Regions from separate parts of the Homo sapiens genome. Here region 1 is linked to region 2. A link is an interaction called in ENCODE POLR2A ChIA-PET data of the cell type or tissue named here. Cell type or tissue: IMR-90. All regions are shown on one strand.

Region 1 (5,000 bases), 740 kb after region 2:
TTCTCCTGCCTCAGCCTCCAGAGTAGCTGGGACTACAGGCGCCCGCCACCATGCCCAGCTAATTTTTTGTATTGTTAGTAGAGACGGGGTTTCATCATGTTAGTCAGGATGGTCTCGATCTCCTGACCTCATGATCCGCCCGCCTCGGCCTCCCAAAGTGCTGGGATTATAGGCGTGAGCCACTGCACCCGGCCAGTTTATTATTCTTTTGGTGGGCGGAGGGTAATGTTTCCTTTTGACACAACTGATTTGACTTCAGCAGAGCTGATTCAGTAATTCAGATCATAGTTTCAACTAAATTGGTAGCAGCCAGCTACACTTACCAATCAGTTTATGACTTACCTGATAAAGACAGTAGAAATATGACAGTATTGATTCGTTCTTTTTGTCACAGAAATGGGAACAAAATTATTTTATTTTCTTTTAATTATTAAAATACTTTGTTTTTATTTTAAATTATCTGGTTAAATTTTCTTTATATCCAGGCTATATAATAAAACCCCAAATCTTATTCTTTCCTTTGAAGGACACCAGTTTGGGGGAAGAGGGCATCATGGAAAATATACCCAAATGCTCAAAATAGCACTCAAGAATATCTAAGGTAATGTAGATCTAGATAAGGCTTGCAACCACTTATTTTTGAAAAAGTATGTCAGGGAGAAGAAAAGTATTCTTTCATCAGTGGCCGACAATAATCTTGCATTCTATAAACATCTTCTAGTCTTGGGGGTCTGCTGTGCCCTTTTCCATCACAAGCTCCTAGTAATGCTCTCTGAAAAGCTGTGTAGACTTAGTCCTCACTGATTTTTACAGTGCTAGCTGAGGTATTACTTATTGATAACTGTTGGATATGATTATGAACTGACTGTTAACACCTTAACACTGGCCACATAAGCAGAGGTCAAATGATTCATCACAATCTGATTCTGGCTCTTATGTAAGACATTTCTGTAGGTCACGTCGTTGTTACCAACCCATGGCAGACTGGCCATAGATTAAAGGAATATGAAAGCATTTTGATGCCATTTCTGGTGACTAGGAAGGTATATAAGTTATATGAGAAAAAAAACTACTGTCCTGTGCTTTAAAAGCAAAGAGGAGGTCCTAATACATCAATAATACAATTTATCTTAATTCTAACAGAGCAAAAAGCTATCGTGAGGACATTGTATGAAGCCATTGATCTTAATAAATATTTACTGAGGATTTATGCCAGTACATTTTGTTCAGGCTTATACAGCCTTCATGCTGCCTCTAAACGCCCCATAGTGCTTCCACACTGTCACAGCTACACTATGGAATCAATCAAATGACTGCTTTCCTGAGTACCACATGTCATCAAGTCCCACATATAGAAGTCTAAGTTAGTAATAGATGAAGTCACTCATGGCTCTTAACACATTGGCACCAGGGCACATAAGGTGGTTCATGTAGAATTAAGACAGACATATGAAACTGGATTTTGTGGTACATCAGAAATCTTGGCATGGTGAGGAAAGGAAAAAACCAAGAAATGTGAACGCATTTTTTTTATTAAAAAACAAGAATCAAGCATCTTGTTTTTACTAAAAAACAAGAAAGGCAAATATTAGCATTCCAAAAGAGAAGTTCATTTATTATAAACTACAATGGAAGTCGTTCAACTTTGATGCATTTTCCAAAAAAGCTAACTAGCTGTTGCTCAATTAATATATCTTGGGAACTTTCCAAGAATGGTGCTTCCCAGAAAAGTCTGAAATACATGAATTCATATTTTAATTTTCCCCCCAGACTTTTCAGTTTGCATTTTCAACAGTCTTGTTGAATGCTTCCCAGCCTATGTTTCTTGGTCCTCCTTCTTCTCCCCTGCTATTCCCTGCTAAGCCTCTCTCTGTTTATGTGCCTTCTTCACAACACCTGCTTATAGAAAATTAACATGGAAGTCCTGGAAAACCCTTCCATTTTAATTAACATGGAAGGTGAGGTCAAAAAGCATTGGAAAAAAGAGAATCAGAAGACTTTGCAGTTTTCTGGAGCTCACCTACCTGAGATTGCCTATGGACTATAAGACACCTTGAGTCCTCCAAAACTGGCTGATGTGGATATAATTTTTCACAGGGCTCTCAAACATTCCCCGGTGAATAAATAAACTCTGGAAACTGCAATTCTAATCATAAAAGTCTCTTTCTGTAACAGTCCAGAATGGCTGGGGCATAGGCTAGGGCATGGGTGCAAGAATAACAGAAATCCTCTGGAGAGCAAATTATTTGGGTAATTCCAGGTCCCCGATGTTCACTGTTCCCATATACACAACAGCCCTGGAGTCCTTCACTACTGTGGAAAAAAAATTAGTTTGCATTAAAATATAAGCAAAGTATTAGACTGCAAATTCAGTCTTCCAAAGGAAATTTGGGATGTAAGCAAGATCTCTACGTTTTCTAAAATTACACAATGACTGCAAAAAATGAGGTTATAATTTGGAGAGTAAAATTTTGCTTGTATCTTGAAAATGTAAATGATCCTTAAATTCCTTCCAGAAAAAGAAAAAGTCAACCTTATTACAATGAGTACAGTAATCGCAAATGAATTTTTGTGCTCACGTCATGGAATAGATGCATGCCAGTTGCATTCAGTGATGCACTGCATTCCACTGTCTGATTTTAAAACCTCTGTAGGGAAGTTGCTGTAAGAAACTGAAATGCAATTTCCTTGCAATAAAATTCTTTCTTAGTCATGACCCAGCCCTAAAGGGTTATGGGCTCCGGCAAGCAGTTAGTTACTCACTCTCTCCTTTCTGGTCTAAATTGGGTTGGAATATATATCAAAGGAAGCCAGAAAGTGGTTGGGGAGATTAAAAAAAACAACAACAACAACGTTTAGACTGAATGTCTTGACGGTCCATCCATTCACTTCTGCTTTGAAAATGGTGAGTAATTACAGCTGTAAGACTCATACAGATACAGTGACTTCACGTGGTGTTAGGAGTAAGGATATTTGGATTTTAGCCTGAGCTTTCCACTAACAAGCTGTGTGTTCCTGGGCAAATATTTAACCTCTCTGGGTGTCAAGTTCTCCACCTGTACAGTTAGTGGGCTGACCTGGAAGACCTCTGAGATCTTATATGGCTCTCATATGCCGTGGGCTATTACTTAGATTGTTTTTTAGCTCAATTGAAATAATTGTATCCTCTATTGCCTGCCTCCCCAAAGCTCACAGCATGCAGGCTCCCAAATGCAAGATTTGGGGCACCTGCTTCATTTTCCTAGGCCCCAGATTTTCTGCAAGCAGTTCTACATTTGGGCTTACGAATTCAACTATATGACATGTTGAGATCATTGGTCAAAAGGCATTGGATTTCTGTCTTATCTAGATATTTATAAGGCATTGAAAAAATTCATTCAAATCCAATTCAAAAGAGTAGATTCTAACGTGGGCAAGCAAACTGGTTTCTTCATATGCGCACACACAAATACAACTGCATAAATATGACATACCATACATGCTAGATTTGGGGGTTTGAAGAGCTTCTTTTTATACTTTATGTCATTGAGGTACAGATCTTGAGTGTACCAACAAATGAATTTTGACAAATGTGTATGATCCTGTTATCAATATCCCAAGCAAGACACAAACCACTGCCCAGAAAGTTTTCTCATGCCCCTTCCTAGTCAAACTGTCTTCTTCCAGGAACAACAATTATTATCCCCACAAATTAGTTTTGCCTATTTTCTTTTTTTTTTTTTTTTTTTTTTTTGAGATGGAGTCTTGCTCTGTCTCCCAGGCTGGAGTGCAGTGGTGCGATCTTGGCTCACCACAAGCTCCGCCTCCTGGGTTCACGCCATTCTCCTGCTTCAGCGTTCCCAGTAGCCGGGACTACAGGCGCTCGCCACCACACCTGACTAATTTTTTTGTGTGTTTTTTAGTAGAGACGGGGTTTCACCGTGTTAGCCAGGATGGTCTCGATCTCCTGACATCGTGATCCGCCCGCCTCGGCCTCCCAAAGTCCTGAGATTACAGGCGTGAGCCACTGCGCCTGGCCCGGTTTTGCCTATTCTTGAACTGGATGTATTGCATAATATAAATATCTTGGGTAGATGCATTCATGTGATTGCATGTATTTTTAGTTTGTTCCTTTTTTGCTGAGTAGTATTTCATTGTGTGAACATACCACAATTTGCTTATCTATGCTTCTGTTGAAAGACATTCGGATTAATTCCAAGTTTTTATGATTATAAATTAAGTGGAGTAACAATTTCTTTACACAACTTTTTGGACATCTTTTTACTTTTGTGTGTAAATACCTACAATTAGAATTGCTAGGTCAAAGATTATGTGTATGTTTAACTTTAAGAGAAATTGCCAGTTTTCCAAAGTGGTTGTACTATTTTACTTTCCACCAGCAATATGTGAGTAATCCATAGCTCTACCTTCTCTCTGACACTGAGTAGTTTTAATCTTAGGAATTCTAATGGATATATGATTTTTTTTGTAGTTTTAATTTGCATTTCCCTAATGTATTTCATATATTTTCATGTGTTTATTGGCTATCATGAATATTTTATCCTGGTATGTGGCTATACTTTTTTTTTTTAATGTCTTGAATTTTTTTTTTTTTTTTTTTTGAGACAAAGTCTTCCTCTGTTGCCCAGGCTGGAGTACAGTGACACAATCTTGGCTCACTGCAGCCTTCTGCCTTCCGGGTTCCAGCGATTCTCCTGCCTCAGCCTCCTGGGTAGCTGGGATTACAGGTGCATGTCACCACGCCAGGCTAATTTTTGTATTTTTAGTAGAGACAGGGTTTCACCGTGTTGGTCAGGCTAGTCTCAAACTCCTGACCTCAGAGGATCCGCCCGCCTCAGCTTCCCAAAGTGCTGGGATTACAGGCATGAGCCACCGCATCCGGCCAATGTCTTGAATTTTGATAAGTCCTGTTTATCCACTTTTCCCTTTATAGTCAGTACTCTTTGCATTTTGTCTATAAATTGTTGCCAGATCATAAGTTCACAAAGATAGTCTCCAGT
Region 2 (5,000 bases):
CCTGAAGACACTCAGTGGGGCTGCACCTCAGTTACCAAGACTGGCTAATATTCATTAACTTTATATTGGTTCTCTTCCCTTTTCTGCCTTATTTCTCTGTTCTCCTGATGGATGCTTCCTGGGATCACTTCCCAAATAAACTACTTGCCCTCAAATACAATCTATGACAATGAAGAAGCACAAGCCATGATAAATAACCAGCAAACTGCCCAGCTTTGTTTAAAGAGGTGTGGGTCTATAGGACAAAATAATAGCAGAGGCAGCAAAGTTTTTGGCATTTTATTCTATGCCAGGAATTGTGTAAAATGCTTGCGTATGTTCTCTCTCATTTAATAATCAGGAAATGCCTAGGAGTTATATAAAACTATAAATCAGTGGCACTGAAAGGTTAACTAAGTAGCTCAACATCACACATCTGTCAGGTGGGGAAACCAGAATCCAACTCTGATCTCTGAGATGCAGAAACCTGATTTTGAAATCCAATGCTCTTCCACCTCCCTAACGTTGTTGAGGTTATTGAATGCCAGGCTGGAGAATTTCTACTTACCTGGGAGAACACTGAGTAACCATGGAAGTTCCTGAGACAACTGAGTTACAACAGAGAAGCCTCAGGTTGGTGACACTAACAAGAAAAAAGAGAATGTTTACACTGTAAGCAAAGCCTGGTTTGGAAATATCAGAGGAGCTCAGCCATCCAAGGCCCTGCTTAGATGCTCCTAGTACATGGATAGTCAATGCATGGTAACTGGTTGGGGAGCTCTAAAATTGAAATTCAGGTTCCAATTCAGTAATCAGACAAACCTTGGTCAGAGTCCTGGCCCCATTATTAGGTTTTTTGGAGCTGAATGAGTTACCTCCATTCTCTGAGCCTCAGGCATGTTATTTGTAGCAATTCAAGTTAATTCACAGGGTTGTTATAAAGATTAGGAGAGCTAACAGGTTGAAATAACTTTGCCTTTTGCCTGACATGCTCAGTGTACATTAGCTGGTATCAGGGAAGCCTGGAACTATATCTTGGGCACATGTGGTCTGACCCTTTTTTAAGGTCCCACAAAATTTAGCCTCTTCACCAGCTTCCACAAAAAAATTCAAGCATATCAAGCATGTTGTTGCTTTATTGAAGATTTGTGGGGCTAATATACAGAGTGAATATGGAGGTACATTCTTGGTAATGTATGTCCTCATAAGACCTGCTTCTCAAACCCTTTCTTACTCTGCTGTCAGAGTTTTATAAGACCAACAGATGAAAAACAGTGGTAGTAGGGCCACAGTGGGAATATACTCTGGCATGTGTAGAACAAGACCTGCTTTCCTCCTGCTTTTGAAGATGTTCTAATGGAAGTCCCACTGAGGACCAAGTTCATGGGTGCTGCTGTTGCATTTTGGTATGAGCAGGAATATACAAAAGGCAGAAAGGACATGTTTACTAAAAGGCAAGCTCATAGAGTAATCTGGAAATTAAGGGAGCCAGCTGCACATGCCTTGGATTTTTACCTGTTATAAAATATTCTTCTATAATACCCTCATGTTCATATAGTGCCTTTTTGTTTTTAGTACAACTTGGAACATAGTATTTTTCCAAATTATCATCCATATACTAGACATTTTTCATTGCAGTGAAATTTGATTAGGTTTAAAGGGTGTTTTGCACTTAATCCCAGCCTTGTTCTTGGTCTTACAGGGGAATTCAGAGAAATGTAAGACACATTTCCTTCCCTAAGTAGCTTATAATTTCATCAGGAAGAGGAAAAGGAAGTACTAGCATATGGTCAATGTAGAGAAAGAACTATGTGTCTGTGGGTGGGAATTATCTAAAGAAGTGGGGAGATGGAACTTGAGCTTGGATGTATAAAATGGTTGTGGTATAAGTAAATGAAGAAGATGACATTTGTGAAGAAAGGAGCAATTGGAACAAAGGTAGAAGGAAGACCAGGAATAATTTGGGTAGATGATAGTGAGAATATTTGCCTATCAGAGTGGTAATCACTGAAAGTAGATTTGGAAAAGAGAAGTATACTCACATTGGAAAGAGTTTTGGCTTCCAGGAGGCAGCGTTGTCCTCTGAACCTTGTTCCAAGCTCCCATCTTCTCACTTATGCTGATACAACAAGATCATAACTTGTCTCCTGAATCCAGTTTGCATGGCCCACGACAGGCAAAGTGATATTCTTAAAAATGCTGAATTAGCCATGTCACTTCCCTGCTACAGCCCTTTCCCAGGGAGGAATTCAAAACTGTTAACATGGCCCATGAGGCATTTGATGCTTGTGATCTGGTTTCTGCTGACCTTTAAACTTCATCTCACTCTCTGCACACTCCCCACTCCAACTCCTTGTTCAGCCACATTGGCTTTGATTCTGTCCCCGAATGATCCCTCCCACACCTACTGGAAAGCCTTAACTTGTGCTAGAAGGTTCTTCCCCTCCAGTTCTCGCCTTCACCTAATTGGTCAGTCTTTATCATGAACTGCAGCTCATGGCACACATAAGACATGCTAGGGGAAGCTTTCCCTGACTCCCTAGAGTAAATCCCCAATTTTTTGATCACAAAACACCTACACATCAGTTTTTTTTTTTTTTTTTTTTTTTTTGAGATGGAGTTTCACTCTTGTTACCCAGGCTGGAGTGCAATGGCACGATCTGCGCTCACTGCAACCTCCCTTCCCAGGTTCAAGCAATTCTCCTGCCTCAGCCTCCCGAGTAGCTGAGATTACAGGCATGTGCCACCACGCTCGGTTAATTTTTTGTATTTTTAGGAGAGACGGGGTTTCTCCATATTGGTCAGGCTGGTCTTGAACTCCCAACCTCAGGTGATCCACTCACCTGGGCCTCCCAAAGTGCTGGGATTACAGGCATGAGCCACCACACCTGGCCTACATGTCTGTCTTTTAAGACTGAATCTCAGTTTGTGCTTACCTATCTATTTATATGACTATTTAAATGCTGTCTTCTACTGGACTATAAACACCAGGAGGAAACAAAATGTTTGGTTTGCTCATGGTTGCATCTCAGCAATAGCACAATGCCTGACAAAGAATAGACACTGAATGGAGATCTGTTGGATTAATAAATGGTTCAATGAATTAATTGGTGAATGAACAATAAGCAATGCAGTCACCAGAGTTTGGACCATATTTGATATCTACTTTCTCATTATAATCAAGTTTGAGGAATATTAGTTGCTTGTTTTAAGAGCTTCTGATGTTTCTCTTCAGCCAGTTAGCTTATTTTTAGAACTCTCATACATGAATTGAGAAACCAATTTTACACCAACCCTTATCTTTTATTCCTCTGAGTCCAAGTTGTTTTAAAAATAGAGAAGTAAACACTCCAATTTTGTTGTTCAGTTCATATTTCAGTTTTTCTCTTCTCTTTTATTCTGAATATTGCAAATGGTTAGAAAAACCAAACTTACATTTATATTGCTCTTTTTATCGGCAGATTTCTCAGAGCTTTAAAAGCATTTATTAATATTTATGATAGCATTTCAACCTACAAAAATTATCCACATTAAAGCTCCTTGAAGACACATATACTACAACGGTTTTACAATATGCAGCAAAAATTTCAAATATAAATTGGATGTTTTGATTAAACCCAATAAACTGACTAATGGTGAATTCCTACAGGAAAAACCCATCATTCTAAACTCAACAACAACAACATCTTTTGAAAGCATAGGTGAATTTAGAAGGCTGCTCTTTCAAAACTCAAGGATTTGAAATACTTGTAAAAGAACAGGATAACATTTGCTCAGCTATTTCTAACTTCTTGAGAAATGTAATTGAATCTTTAGCCCTACATTTTTTCCTAATCTATGTATATAAAGCTATAAATTTTTCTTTAAGCACAAGATTTTACTATACCCTGCAAATTTTGATATGCTATATTTTAGTTATTTTTACTTCAAAAATATTTTTTAATTTCCACTTTAGTTTTTTTCTTTGACCCATGGGTTCTTTAGAAATGTGTTGCTTAGTTTGCACATATTTGGCTATTTTCTAGTTACCATTTTTATTGATCTCAGCTTTAATTCCTCTGTGGTAAGGGAACATTATTTATATGGTTTCTTAAGAACAGCAGTATGGTCTATATGCACATATTTCCATTTTTGTGAAGGTCTGAGGTGCATAACCTGCATATTTTCAAATGTGTTTACTGTTTTATATATATATGTACATATGTAAATTAGATTGATTTTGTTAATCATCTCATTCAAATATTTTACATCCTTTTTGATTTATTATAGGCTTTTTAAGTCAGTTACTATGTTATCAACAATTACTAAAGTATTGAATGATAGTGTGGCTATGTCAAATTTTCCTGCTAATTTTGTCCATTTTTACATAATACATTTTGGTATTGTGCTATTAGTGCATATTGTGAATTATTGCATTGAGAATTATTGACCTCTTCAAGGAGAACTACAAACCACTGCTCAAGGAAATAAGAGAGGACACAAACAAATGGAAAAACATTCCATGCTCATGGATAGGAAGAATCAATATTGTGAAAATGGCCATACTGCCCAAAGTAATTTATAGGTTCAGTGCTATTCTCATCAAGCTACCAGTGACTTTCTTCACAGAATTAGAAAAAACTACTTTAAATTTTATATGGAAGGAAAAAAGAGCCCATATAGCCAAGACAATCCTAAGCAAAACAACAACAACAACAACAACAACAACAACAACAAACAAAGCTGGAGGCATCATGCTACCTGACTTCAAACTATAATACAAGGCTATAGTAATCCAAACAGCATGGTACTGGCACCAAAACAGATATATAGACCAATGGAACAGCACAGAGGCCTCAGAAATAATGCCACATATCTACAACCATCTGATCTTTGATAAACCTGACAAAAACAAGCAATGGGGAAAGGATTCCTTATTTAATAAATGGTGTTGGGAAAACTGGCTAGCCATATGCAGAAAACTAAAACTGGACCCCTTCCTTATACCTTATACAAAAATTAACTCAAGATGGATTAAAGAC

Evidence for each region. Peaks named below come from ENCODE experiments on the same cell type or tissue, not always from the same donor. Only the 100,000 strongest peaks of a DNase experiment are listed, where the experiment ranks them.
Region 1: POLR2A ChIA-PET joins it to region 2 with 5 read pairs; 5 of 35 experiments call an interaction of 5 or more read pairs at or near these places.

The regions. Positions count from the first base shown.
Region 1 is chr2:150,493,510-150,498,509 of GRCh38, forward strand. No RefSeq gene overlaps it. Among named protein-coding and RNA genes, the nearest start is that of RND3, 8.3 kb to the left of the region's middle. In IMR-90, no CTCF peak of the experiment used is centred here; a DNase peak (open chromatin) is centred at 2,622; H3K4me3 peaks cover 636 bases; H3K27ac peaks cover 2,140 bases.
Region 2 is chr2:149,749,096-149,754,095 of GRCh38, forward strand. All of the region lies in intron 2 of MMADHC-DT (MMADHC divergent transcript), which reads left to right. LOC105373680 (a long non-coding RNA gene) reads right to left here and starts at 622. Exons shown (of 2, transcript XR_923464.3): 1 at 548-622. In IMR-90, no CTCF peak of the experiment used is centred here; no DNase peak of the experiment used is centred here.